Regions from separate parts of the Homo sapiens genome. Here region 1 is linked to region 2. Evidence: read pairs that join two places in POLR2A ChIA-PET (ENCODE). Cell type or tissue: OCI-LY7. All regions are shown on one strand. Links, peaks and the distances in the headings refer to the core of each region. The heading gives the core; the rest is flanking DNA.

What was found. Peaks named below come from ENCODE experiments on the same cell type or tissue, not always from the same donor. Only the 100,000 strongest peaks of a DNase experiment are listed, where the experiment ranks them.
Region 1: POLR2A ChIA-PET joins it to region 2 with 7 read pairs; 2 of 35 experiments call an interaction of 5 or more read pairs at or near these places.

Annotation. Positions count from the first base shown.
Region 1 is chr2:183,110,981-183,116,732 of GRCh38, reverse strand. No RefSeq gene overlaps it. Among named protein-coding and RNA genes, the nearest start is that of NUP35, 11 kb to the left of the region's middle. In OCI-LY7, for the core only: no CTCF peak of the experiment used is centred there; no DNase peak of the experiment used is centred there.
Region 2 is chr2:182,970,656-182,979,237 of GRCh38, reverse strand. NCKAP1 (NCK associated protein 1) reads left to right here. Exons shown (of 31, transcript NM_013436.5): 14 at 323-404; 15 at 2,287-2,345. Among named protein-coding and RNA genes, the nearest start is that of NCKAP1, 64 kb to the left of the region's middle. In OCI-LY7, for the core only: no CTCF peak of the experiment used is centred there; no DNase peak of the experiment used is centred there; H3K4me3 peaks cover 45 bases; H3K27ac peaks cover 1,477 bases.

The sequences.
Region 1 (5,752 bases), core at 1,753-5,752, 140 kb before region 2:
ATCAATTAAATGATTCCTTTCACCTGCAGGAAGTGAAAAAACTAACTTTAAAACTTACATAACTTTCAGGTGTAATTTTATTTCCTGCTCTTCTATTTGAACTATCAGGTAGTTTGATCAGATGTTTAAAAGAGGAAGTTCATAGCAGGCAAAATTGACAACTTTGAATAAAAAATGCTATGGATTTTAGGAAGAGCTATATCAAGGATTTGCCTTGAAATAATTTGCTAGGGTAGGGAGGGCAGAAAGAGAGGAGGGATGATGTCTAGGGGTATACATTAAACCAGAAAAGCCATGAGTCAATAAATGTTGATGGTAACAAATTATGCTATTCTTTGTTTTTCTTTTTCTTTTTTCAGAGTGCTAGAACTCAATGCTATTGTCTATAATTTTGTGTATGTTTGTTATTTTCCCTAATTAAATTCTTTTTTAAAAAAAACATCAATAAGCCTAAATTCTAGAGTGTTCAAAAGTCATACATTCTGTCTCAGCTTATGTGAAAAATGAGAGAAAAAAAATCAATGAAAAACGCTGGGCATGGTGGCCTCAGCCTATAATCCTAGCCACTCAGAAGGGTGAGGCAAGAGGATCACTTGAGGCCAGGAGTTTGAGACCAGCCTGGGCAACTTCTGGGGACCCAAGAAATAAAAATAAAAAATTTTGCCAGGCATAGTGATGCACGCATGTAGTCCCAGCTACTTGGGAGGCTAAGGTAGGAGGATAACTTGAGCCCAGGAAGTTTGAGGCTGCAGTGAGCTATGATCACACTACTGCACTCCAATCTGGGTGATAGAATGAGACCCTGTCTCTTCAAAAAACAAAAAACGAAAAAAGGAAAACATGAATCTTTCCTTGCTTGATAATGCCTTTGTTTAGAGAATCAGCGTGTTGTTGACTACAGGTGCAAATCTTGACTTCAAATACTTAATAGACATGTGACATTAACATCTCTAAGACTCTGTTTTAAAAATCTGAATAGTGTGAATAATTTTACCTACCTCATGTAATACATTGACTTATTTACCCAGCAATAGATATATATTAAATATAATATATTCAACAATTGAATTTTAGCCTAATGGTCTTATCTGTCATTCAGCATACGATGTAGCCTTTGATAAACTAATTTGGCTTCTTCCCCCATTAATCTGCCAAACAAGTCTTTCCAAAGTCACCAAAGACCTCTGATATGTTTTGGATCTGTGTCCCCACCCAAATCTTATATTGAAATATAATCCACAGTGTTGGAGGTGGGGTCTGGTGGGAGGTGATTGGATCATGGGGGTGGATTTCTCATGAATGGTTTAGCACCATCCCTCCTGGTACTGTCTTTGAGATAGTGAGTTCTCATGAGATATGGTTGTTTAAAAGTGTGTAGCATGTCCCACCTCACTCTCTTGTTCCTGCTTTCACCATGTGAAGCACCTGCTCCTGTTCTCCCCTCCACCATGAGTAAAAAGCTTCCTGGGGCCTTCCCAGAAGCAAATACCACTATACTTTCTATACAGCCTGCAGAACTATGAGCTAATTAAACCTCTTTTCTTATAAATTACCCAGTCTTGGGTATTTGTTTATAGCAATGCAAGAACAGACTAATACAACCACCATGAGGCTAAATCCAATACATTTTAGGTTCTAACCTTTTGTAACTTCTCAGTGTGAGTTCTTGAACACTCTCTTTGTAGCCTTCAGTTTCTCTGGCAATATACTCTCTTGAGTTCCCTCCTGCCTCTCTCACCATATGACCATGTCTTTTCTTGACTCATCCTCCTCTACCTAGCCACTAAAAATTGTTCCCATAGCCAGGTGCCAGTGACTCACACCTATAATTCTAACATTTTGGGAGGCTGAGGCAGGAAGATCGCTTGAGCCCAGGAGTTCGAGACCAGCCTGGGCAACATAGCAAGACCCTGTCTCTATAAAAATAGTAATAATAATAATAAAATTGTCCCCCAAGGCTTTATCTTATGATCTGGCCTTGCCCTACACTCTTTCCTCATATGTTGTCATCCATGCACATTGCCTACAATGACTCTCAATTCATATCGCCAGCCCAGATCATTCTGTGTGGTACAAATTTATGTATCCAATTACCTACTTGACATATCTATTTGACTTGGATATCTCAAAGGTACTTCAAAATCAAATTTAAAAAGCCAAACTCATGGTCTTTTGTATAAAACTTGAATATTTATCTCAGGGAATGGCACCACCAGCCATCTAGTTATTAAAGCATGAAACCATGGATGGTGTTGAAAACCTCTCTTTCCAACACAAATTCAATGCCAAGTCCTGTGAATTCTACCTCCTAAATACCATTTAAATGCATCCATTTTTTTTTCAATTTTTACTGCTTCAGCAAAATCTCAGTTTCATCACCTGAGACCTGGACCTAGCTTCCTTAATGATCTTGCTTTCCCTCCCTAATCCACTCTCCACAGTGCAGTCAGACTGATCTTTTTAAAGTAATATTCTGCATAAGTTTCTCTCCTGCTTAAAACTTTTCCATTTTGCTGGGTGCAATGAGTCACACCTGTAATCCTAACAGTTTGGGAGGCTGAAGTGGGATTGCTACAGGTAGTCCCACCTGCTTGGGTGGCTAAGACAGGAGGATTGCTTGAGCCCGGGAAGTTGAGGCTGCAGTGAGCCCTGATCATGCCACTGCACTCCAGCCTGGGTGACAGAGCGAGATCCTATCTCAAAACTTTTCAGTTTCTTTCACTGTTTAAAAGGCCAAAATCCTAGAGCTTCCTACAAGCCCCTGCTTGATGTAGCCTAACAGTCCAGCCTCATCTGACACCACCTTATCACTTCTGGTTCACTGCTCCAGCCATTCAGCCCTCTTTCCATCACTCCAATGTGTCATGCTCCTTCCCAACCCTGGGTCTTTACCTATTCTCCTCCCTCAGTTTTGGAAGACCTGCAACAACCCACTCTCCCTCACTTAGTCAACGCCTACTTATCTTTTCTAACCGATGGTAAATGTCACTCAAAAGTCAGGAAAGCCTTCCCTCATAACTAGATGAGGTTACTGTTTGAGTTATATATTTCTGTACTTTAAAAAATAATCCATATCTTCCCTCCCAACTAGATTATAAGCTCCATGAAGTCAAGGACTTGTGTTTTTTTCATTAAGCCTTTTAAAAACTTTATTTTTGAGATATTTATAGATTCACCAGCAGTTGTAAAAAACAATGCAGAGAAATCTCATGGCCCCTTACCCAGTTTCTCCCAATGATTACATCTTGCAAAACTAAAGTACAATGTCATAACCAGGATATTGAACAGTGATACATCAAGTTAAAGGACATTATTATTACCATGTTGCCCTTTTATAACCCCACCAACTTCCCTCTCCTGCCACCATTTCCTTAATTCCTGAAAATCACTATTCTGTTCTCCATTTCTATAATTTTGTCATGTCAAGAATGTTATAGTAGTGGAATCATACAGTATGTAACATTTTGGGGATTGACTTTTTTACTCAGCATAATTCTTTGTAGATTCATTCGGCTTGACGCACACACATCATTAGTTTGTTCCTCTTTATTACTGAATGGTATTCCATGGCATGGATGCATCACACTTTAGACAGCCATTCACCCATTGAAGAACATCTGGGTTGTTTCCAGTTCTGCCTATTACAAATAAACTGTCTATAAACATTCATGTACACGTTTTTGTATTAATATATATAATCATTTATCTGGGGAAAATGCCCAGGGGTATAGTTGCTGGGTCACACAGTAGTTGTGTATTTAGCTTTTTTAAAAACTGCCAAAATCTTTTCCAGAGTAGCCGTACCATTTTACACTTCCACCAATAACATATAAGTGATTCCATTTCTCTATATCCTTGCCAACATTTGGTGTGTCATTATCTCTTAGCCATTCTGGTGGGTATGTAGTGATATCTCATTGTGGTTTTAACTTGCACTTCCCCAGTAGCTATGATGTCGAACATTTTATTATGTGCTTATTTGTCATCTGTATATCCTCTTCAGTAAAGTGTCTCTTCATACATTTTGTCCATTTCCTAATTGGGTTGATTTTTTTTCTGACTGTTGAATTTTGAGAATTTTTTAAATATATTCTAGATGCTAATCTTTTGTCAAATACACGGTTTGCAAATATGTTCTTCCATTTTTCATCTTCTTAACAAGGTCCTTCAAATAGCAAAGTTTTTAATTTTGATGAGGTCCAATTTATAAATTTCCAATTTATAAATTTTTGCTTTTGTGGGTCACAAGTTTGGTGTCAAGTCTAAGGACATTTTGACTAGCCCTGGAACCCAGTGATTTTCCTTCTTTTTTTTTTTTTTTTTTTTTTTGAGATGGAGTCTCACCCTGTTGCCCAGGCTGGAGTACAGTGGTGCAATCTTGGCTCACTGCAACCTCCATCTCCCGGGTTCACACCATTCTCCTGTCTCAGCCTCCCGAGTAGCTGGGACTACCAGCACCTGCCACCACGCCAGCTAATTTTTTTGTATTTTTTTTTAGTAGAGACAGGGTTTCACTGTGTTAGCCAGGATGGTCTCTATCTCCTGACCTTGTGATTGATCTCCTTGGCCTCCCAAAGTGCTGGGATTACAGGCATGAGCCACCGCACCTGGCCAATTTTCTTTGATTTTCTCCTAAAAGTGTTTTAGTTTTCCTTTTAAGTCTATACTCCATTTTTGGTTAATTTTTGTTGAAGGTATGGGATTACATAGAATTTCTTTCTTTTTTTTTTTTTTTGGCCTATGGAAATACAGATGTCCAATTGCTCCAGCATCATTTGTTAAAAAGGCTACCTTTCCTTCATTGAATTGCTTTTGCACCTTTGTCAAAGATCACTTGAACATATTTATATGGGTCTACTTCTGGATTTTTTTGTTCTGTTCCATTGATTTAAGTGTCTGTCTCTTTGCCAATACTACACAGTCCTGTTTACTGTAGCTATATAACCAGTCTTGAAACCAGATTACTTTATTCTTCTTTTTCAAAATTGTTGTAGCTATTTTTGTTTCTTGCCTTTCCGTATACATTTTAGAATAATCTTGTCTGTATCTGTAAAAAGTCTTGCTGAGGTTTTCATAGGAATTTGATTAAAGCTGTGTATCAATTTGAGGTAAATTGATACCTTTACTACACTTAATTTTTCAATACATTAACAATTTTCTACATTTATTTAGATCTCTCTTTATTTCTTCATTAGCATTCTATAGCTTTTGGCATATAAGTTCTGTACATGTTATATTAAATTTACACCTAAATATTTCTTCACTTTTTTTTTTTAATTTTTTTTTGAGATGGAGTCTCACTCTGGCTAGAGTACAATGGCACAATCTTGGCTCACTGCAACCTCTGCTTCCCGGGTTCAAGCGATTCTCCTGCCTCAGCCACCAGAGTAGCCGGGATTATAGGTGCCCACCACCATTCCCAGCTAATTTTTATATTTTTAGTAGACATGGGTTTTCACCATATTGTCCAGGCTGGTCTCGAACTCCTGACTTCAGGTAATCTGCCTGCCTTGGCCTCCCAAAGTGCTGAGATTGCAGGCCTGAGCCAACGCGCTCGGCCTCTTCACTTTTGTTTTTTTGAGTGAGTGTAAATCATATTGTATTTTTAATCTTAGTGGTTGTGTTTGCTGCTAGCATGTGGAAGTACAATTGCATTCAGTTTTTTTGTAAATTCTTTGGAATTTTTTATGTAAACAACTATGCAGTCTGCAAAAGGAACTCTTTTATTTCTTCCTATCTGATCTGTTGCCTT
Region 2 (8,582 bases), core at 2,380-6,379:
ATTCTTGCATAAGCCCCTGACAGCAACTGGTGTTTGTCATTATACTTTCGCCTTAAAAATACTTTTTCATATAAATTTTCCTATATAGTGTATGAAAAAATTACTTTTTAACACAAAATCATTTATTTTTTATTTCTTTCACTTAATGTAATGGTTTTGAGATTCGTGTTATGGTGTGTGTTAAAATTTCATTTCTTTTTTATTACTGAAAAATATTCCATAGTATGGGTATACCAGTTTGTTTATCCGTCCACTAATTGATAGACCTGAGTTGTTTCCCAACTATAGATGTTTTTAACGTTACTTTTTGTTTGTTTTTCAGAATCTTTCTGTTTGCCCTGAAGATGAATCAATCATCATGTCCTCTTTTGTTAACACTATGACTTCCCTAAGTGTAAAACAAGGTAATAAGCCTTTTAAATAAAAGCATATTTTCTTCTAATTAGATTTTCAAACTTGATTATTAAGGAGATAATTTACCAATTAATTTGGCTAATGATCTATTATCTTTTATCTTAATTTTGTTCTCTGAAGCAAAGATTTCCAAAATGGGTTTGTGATGCTATTTACAAAAATAATAATTACAGTTTTATATTTCTAATTATTAAGCAGGAAAAAAAGCATTTTGTAACAAAAACAATAAAACATTTGCATTTTGTAGCAAATCATATATTTGGTCCAAGCATACCAATAACAATATTTAATGCCATTTATAAAATGTTTAGTCTGTGCCAGGCACTTTACATATATATTATCCCATTTACTCCACATTCTTTTTTCAACACTGTTATTACTTTTGACAGATTTGGAAACTCTGGGTTTGAGGGTTAACCTCGCAGTTACTGAACATAATTTGCCAAGCTCTAATAGCTGTTAAGCAAAAGTAGGAATTTGAGCTCAAATCTGTCAATCTCAAAAATTGATGTCATATAATCACCTTGCCATTATTTGACACTCCATTCTAGTGGATCGATAGTGTGTTTTAGTTTTATAGTCTTTTAATAAAGGATATCAGAAACCTTGAAAACTTCTGAGTAATAAATGTATAAACATTTTTCTTAGTTCAATCTTTATTGCTACCACATCTAAGTAATGAAACTAAAGTAATTTTTTCTGGTGATATTTGGTTTATATAGAGTTATTTTGTGGAACTTCAGCATGCTGTCCAAAGTTTCTATTCGTAGGATCTCTCAAATTCTATTCAAACTCCTGTAAATTGACATGTAAGCACACTAAGAATCAGAGAGCTTAGGAGAAAAGCCTTTACTTCCCTTAGCACAACTGTCTCCTTTATCATCATCTTTACAGGATTTGAGAATTGTTTCACTGTCTTCACTCTTTAATTTTAAAATGTTTTTATTTTTTAATTGTAAAATACACATAAAATTGACCATCTTAACCATTTTTGAGTGTATAGTTCAGTAGTGTTAAGTATATTCATATTGTTGTACAACCAATCTCCAAAACATTTTCATCTTGCAAAACAAATTCTTTTAATGATTATTGAACAACAGTGTGCCATTTCCCTTTCCTGCTAGCCCCTGGCAACCTCCATTCAACTTTCTGTTTCTGTGAGCATGACTGCTCTAGATACCTCATATAAGTGGAATCACAGAGTATTTGTCTTGCTGTGACTGGCTAATTTCACTAGGCTTAATGTCCTCAAGTTCAGCCATAGTAGCATGTGTCAGAATTTCCTTTCTTTTTTAGCAGAATAATAGTGCATGATATTTATTTATTTTATTTTTGAGACCCAGTCCCGCTCTGTTGCCCAGGCTGGAGTGCTGTGGTACAATCTCGGCTTACTGTAACCTCTGCCTCCCAGGTTCAAGCAATTGTCCCACCTTAGTCTCCCGAGTAGCTGGGACTACAGGCACGCACCACCACACCCAGCTAATTTTTGTATTTTTAGTAGAGATGGGGTTTCACTACGTTGGCCAGGCTAGTCTCAAACTCCTGACCCTTAGGTGACCCACCTGCCTCGGCCTCCCAAAGTGCTGGGATTATAGGCATGAGACACTGCTCCCGGCCTCCATTGTATTTAGATACTACATTTTGTTTATTCATTCATCTATCAATGGAAATTTAAGTTGCTTCTACCTTTGACTGTTTGAATAATTCTTCTGTGAACATGGGTGTACATATATCTCTTTAAGACCTTGGCTTTAATTGTTTTAGGTATACTCAGAAGTAGAATTGTCTTAGCTCTTAAAATTTAAAATGTGCTTATAGATTGTGAAAACATTAATTTGCTTTGTAATCTTTTTTTTTTTTCTATTACTACAGTTGAAGATGGGGAAGTATTTGATTTCAGAGGAATGAGATTAGATTGGTTTAGGTTACAGGTAAGAATAACCTTTTATTGTCATTCTGTTTTGTTATTTTAGTTAACATGAAAAATTTTATAACAACTATAAAATATTCATTGTTATATACCTATTGAAAATATTTCTTTTGTATAATTAACCATAAAAGAAACATTTTGTACTAATTATTAAAGTTGGATAAATATATTAATAACTTAAGCCAATATGAGTTTTTGAATAGATTATTATAATTTTAAAATATCTAAAAATTTAAATCCCAATCTCTCTCTTGATTATCCTGATTCAAATATTTAATTCTAAAGTGAAAGCACAAAATCTTTTCTGAGAAAATATTTAAAATCTACTGTGGGCATCAGCAAACTTTTTCTAATAAAGAAACAGCTGCTAAAAAATTTTAGGCTTGCAGCCATATAGTCTCCGTCATCATGATTGCACTCTGCCATTGCAGTGTGAGAGCACCTATAGACAATACATAACTTAATGGGCATGGCTGTATTCCAGTAAAACTATTTATAAAAACAAGCAGGTAGCCCACAGGCCATAGTTTACCACCACGATCTGTACAAAAAACTTCCATTTTCTGAAAAACAAATAAATATTATTAGACTTAGAGTGTTCATTTAATATATGTCTCATATAAATAGTTCCTAAAGGCATTAAGAATGCAAGCCTAACACCTTGGTGTATACTGTAACCTTAATGATAAAAATTAGTTGCCCTGTAAATATTTTAAGTAATTATGGGAAAATGGCCCAGTGTTCTCAATAATGTGCATGTTTTAAAAATCCATATATTTTTAAATGATAATATAGTCATTTGACTCATTGTGAAGTCAAAACATTCAGTTTGCCCCTTTCCCAGTTTCATTCTCCAGAAATACTCACTTTTAATAACTGGCCTATATTTTTTTAGATGTTCAAACAAGTAAATTAGATAGTACTATGTACTGTTTTGCTATTTATTTTTGTCTTTTTAAAAAAATATTTACTTATTTATTTATGTTTTAGAGGCAGGGTCTTGCCCTGTCACCCAGGCTAGAGTGCAGTGGTATGGTTATAGCTCACTGTAACCTCAGGCTCGTATGTTCAGGCAGTGCTCCCACATCAGCCTCCTGAATAGCTGGGACTATAAGTGCAAGCCACCACACCCAGCTAATTAAAAAAAAATTTTAGAGACTGAATCTTGCTATGTTGTCCAGGCTGATCTCAGACTCCTGGCCTCGGTGATCTTCTCACCTCAGCCTCCCAAAGTGCTGGGATTACAGGCATGAGCCACAGTGCCTGGCCTGTTTTGCTGTTAAAAATAAATAAATAAAATTTCTATTTGTTTAATTAAAAAGAGAAAATATAAGAAGTATTTTTTTGTGGAAGCCATTTTTAGATGGATACAGTCTCAGGAATGACTCTCAGGATGACCATACTTTTCTGGCGGTCTGCTTAGTACTCTGAGGTGCTTTTGCTTTTCTTAGGTTCTTTCCTTCCAACCTCAAAATGCATAAGCACTTTTCTCTTTTTTGTTCTATATTCTCTAGGGAGCTTATTTTTAGAAATGAAGACTTTTATAAATAAAAGCATTAAATACCTTACCAGTTAGTGGGAGATCAGGGAAGTACACTTGAAATACCAACATCCCAAAATGTTAAATGTGTATATATTATAGGTTATTTTCTTATTACAAATAAAGTTTTAAAATTGACACCTCTTTGTTTTTAAAAAGGCAATGAAACAATACAAAAGTAGAACTTGTAAAAAAAAGAAGTGGAATTTCCTCTGCCAAAGGATATACATGTTTAAAACTTTGAAAGTCATTGTCATAAAGCTTGAACTGCTTCAATCTCCTGTTCTGGGTTTATAGGAGTGCCTAAACCAATACTTGGGCTCAGAGAATTTTAGAGATTTAGATGCATTTCAGATGCACCCTTACATTTGAGTTATTCATGTGAGAATTTTAGCCTTTTTCAGTCACTGCAAAATAAAAAGCATTGAGTGAACATGAAGAATGTAGACCTGATTATTCCTATGTGTAGATTTTTAAAGTTTTTTAAGATTTTTATAAGAGCATTATTAGCTAGCTATCTGATTTTTTTTTCATGTAATCTATACCTACTTGTGTTAGTTTCCTAGGGCTGCCATAACAAAGTACCAACTAGATGGCTTAAACAATAGAAATGTATTATTTCATAGTTCTGAAGGCTGGCAGTCTGAAAGCAAGGTGTTGGCAGGGTTGGTTTGTTTCAAGGACTGCAAGGGAGAACCTCTTCCATCTCTCTCTCCTAGCTTCTGGTGATTTGCTGGTAATCTTTGTTGTTCCTTGCTTGTAGTTGCATTACTCTAAAGGCATTCTCCCTGTGTTTCTTCACTTCATTTTTCCTCTTTGCATATTTCATGTTCAAATTTTCCCTTTTTATAGGGCTACCAGTTATATTTGATTAGGTCCCATTCAAATGACCTCATTTTTATGTGCTTAGCTCTGGAAAGACCCTAATTCCAAATAAGGTCACATTCTGAGGTACTGGGGGTTAGGATTTAGGCACATCTTTTCTTCGGGGATACAATTCAATGCATAACATTGCTGTTAACCACGTTTAGAACATGCAGTCACTCAGACCCTTTCTACTGCATACAGACCCTTTTTTTTTTTTTTTTTTTTTTAGTGACAACAGGACAATGCATACAAAGGAAGGAAAGAATGGGACATAACACTAAGCCAGAGAAGTGTTCACTAGAAGTAGAGAACAAAAGTGCAAGGTAGCAGGCAGGGTCCAGAATCTAGAAGGTTTACATAGGTATTGAAAAGCAGCTCAAAGGTGAAAGTTCCAAGCCTACAGATTAGACTGTAGGATACAGAAGATAAAATACTGAGCAGTATTATATAATCTGTAGAAAAATAGCACATTCATCTTTTGAGGATTTTATAATCTAGCTATGGAGACAAAGCATAAAAAATGTAAAAAATAGCAGCTGAAAATCTGAAAGATTAAGAGATGTCATAGACAGAATATGTTTATCAGTTAATTTCAGTCTTAGAAGGGATAAAGCATTTTTCAAGTTAAAATTGCTTTGAATAGGAAAAAGGAAAGGACAAACAATGAGTAAAGAGCAAGTAAAGAGACTTTTGAGTATAAAGGATTACTGTAAGAAGGGGAAAATATTCACAAGAACTATGAATGATCTGCCTTTGATCACTGACCTTTGGTTTCAGGTAGAAGTGCAAGAATTGTTAGGTAAAAGCACATGGCCAGAGAGTGGTGAAGAGTTCTATAGATAGCCAGTAGTGGTTGAGTAGAGCAGACCAGAAGAGTAAGCCTTTGGGAGAATTTTAGTAGTGTACTTTGTGCCTTCACTGGTGTCCTATTTAGTTTGGTTCTAAGGTCATTGCTTTTTTATAGGTCACTTTCATCTTTCTCTGTCCTTTTCCTACTCTTAAGAATTCTCTTTGTATTTTTGTCATTCTTTTCTACTTCCTAAGTGATCTCATTCTGTTGTGTATTCCATCAGTCCCTTAAGCATTTTTAGTTGCTCTTTCAAATATCTTCTCTCGTCTGTCTTCTAATTTATTCAAATTGTTTATATTCTTTTACTTAAACCTATTCTTTTTTAGTAACATGTTTCTCCCCCCATTGTTGTCAAGCAGTTAAATCATTATCTTGTTTTGTTACCATCCATTTCTTCTGAATTTGTTTTCACAATGTTATTTAAATTCTGATTTAATTTTTTTAATTTTAAATTTTTATGAATACATAATAGTTGTACATATTTATGGGGGTACATGTGATATTTTGATACAAGCATACAGTGTATAATGAACAAATCTGGGTAGTGGGAATATTTCATCACCTCAAACACATATCATCATATTGGAAACATTCCAAATCTACTCTTCTGGTTATTTTGAAAGATGCAGAAAATTATTAACTATAGTTGCCCCATTGTGCTATACTAGTTCTTATTCCTCCTAACTGTACTTTTGTACCCATTAACCAATCCTTCTTTATTCCCACTTCCTACCTTCCCTACTCAGCTTCTTATAACCATCATACTATTCTCTGCGTCCATGAGATCAATTTATTTAGCATCCACTTAGGAGTAAGAACATGTGACATTTGTTTTTCTGTGCCTGGCTTATTTCACTTAACATAATTTCTTCCAGTTCCGTCTATGTTGTTGCAACAGACAGGATTTCATTTTTTATGGCATAATAATATTCCATTGTGTATATATTTACCATTTATCTATTGATAGACACTTGGGTTGGGTTCCATATCTTGACGATTGTGAATATTGCTGCAATAAACATGGGAGTGCAAATACTTCTTCAGTATGTTGATTTCCTCTCTTTTGGATATATACCCAGCAGTGTGATTGCTGGATCTATTTTCAAATTTTTGAGGAACCTCAGACACTACTGTTTTCAATAGCGGCTCTACTAATTCACATTCCCACCTGCAGTATATGAGAGTTCCCCTGTCTCCACATCCTCGTTAGCATTTATTTTCTGTTTTTTGATAATAGCCATTTTAACTGGGGTGAGATGATGTCTCATTGTGGTTTTAATTTGCATTTCTCTGATGGGGAGCAGTTTAAAAATATATCTGTTGGCCACCTGTATGTCTTCTTTTGAGAAATGTCTGTTTAGCTCTTTTGCCCATTTTTAAAATCAGTTTTGTTTTTTTTTTTTTTTTTTTTTGCTATTAAGCTGTTTGAGTTCCTTATATATTCTGATTGTTAATGCCTTGTCTGTTGAATAGTTCGTAGATATTTTCTCTCATTCTATAGGTTGTCTCTTCACTGTGCTGATTGTTTCCTTCTTTGTTGTGCAGGAGCTTTTTAGCTTAATGTGATCCTATTTATCCATTTTTTTGCTTTTGTTCACTGTGGCTTTTGAGGTCTAACTCAAGAAATCTTTGACCAGACCAATATTCTGGCATGTTTCACCAGTGTTTTCTTCTAGTAGTGTCATAGTTTCAGGTCTTACATTTAAGTCTTTAATTCATTTTGATTTGATTTTTTTTGTATGATGAGAGATAGAGGTCTAGTTTCATTCCTTTACATGTGGATATCCAGTTTTCTCAGCACAATTTATTGAAGAGACTGTCCTTTCCCCAATGTATATTCTTGGCACTTTTGTTGGAAATGAGCTAATAGTAAATGTGTGGATTTATTTCTGGGTTCTGTGTTCCGTTTCATTGATATTTGTATCTGCTTTTATGCCAACACCATACTGTTTTGATTACTATAGCTTTGTAGTAGATTTTGCGATCAGTAATGTGATTCCTCCTGCTTTGTACTTTTTGGATTGTACTTTTCAGGATTGATTTGGCTCTTCTAGTTTTTTTTTTGTTGTTGTTTGTTCCATATGAATTTTAGGATTTATTTTTTCTGTTTCTGTAAAGAATGTCATTGGTATTTAGATAGATAGTTTATTGAATCTGTAGATCACTTTGGGTGGTATGTTTAGCAATATCAATTCTTCCAATTCATGAACATGAGATATCTTTTTTTTTTTTTTTTTTTTTTTGAGACGGAGTCTCGCTCTGTCGCCCAGGCTGGAGTGCAGTGGTGGGATCTCGGCTCACTGCAAGCTCCGCCTCCCGGGTTCACGCCATTCTCCTGCCTCAGCCTCCCAAGTAGCTGGGACTACAGGCGCCCGCCACTACGCCCGGCTAATTTTTTGTATTTTTAGTAGAGACGGGGTTTCACCGTTTTAGCCGGGATGGTCTCGATCTCCTGACCTCGTGATCCGCCCGCCTCGGCCTCCCAAAGTGCTGGGATTACAGGCGTGAGCCACCGCGCCCGGCCGATATCTTTTTATCTCTTTGTGTCTTCTTCAGTTTCCTTCATCAATGTTTATAGCTTTCATTGTAGAGATCTTTCACTTTTTGTTTAAGTTTGTTCATAGGCTTTTTTTTTGGTAGTTATTGTAAATGAGATTTCTTGATTTCTTTTTCAGTGTGTTTGCTGTTGACACATGGAAATGCCTCTGATTTTTGTATGTTGAGTTTATGTCATGAAACTGAATTGGTTGATCAGTTTTAATAGTCTTTAGGTTTTTGTAAATATAATATCATATTTTCTTCAGATAAGGACAATTTGATGACTTCTTTTCAAGTTTGCATGCCTTTTATTTATGTCTTTTGTCTAATTGCTTTGGCCAGGACTTCCAGTCCTGTGTTGAATAAAAGTGTTGAAAGCAGGCATCCTTGTATTGTTCCAAATCTCAGGAAATGCTTTCAGTTTTCCCCAATTCAGTGTATTG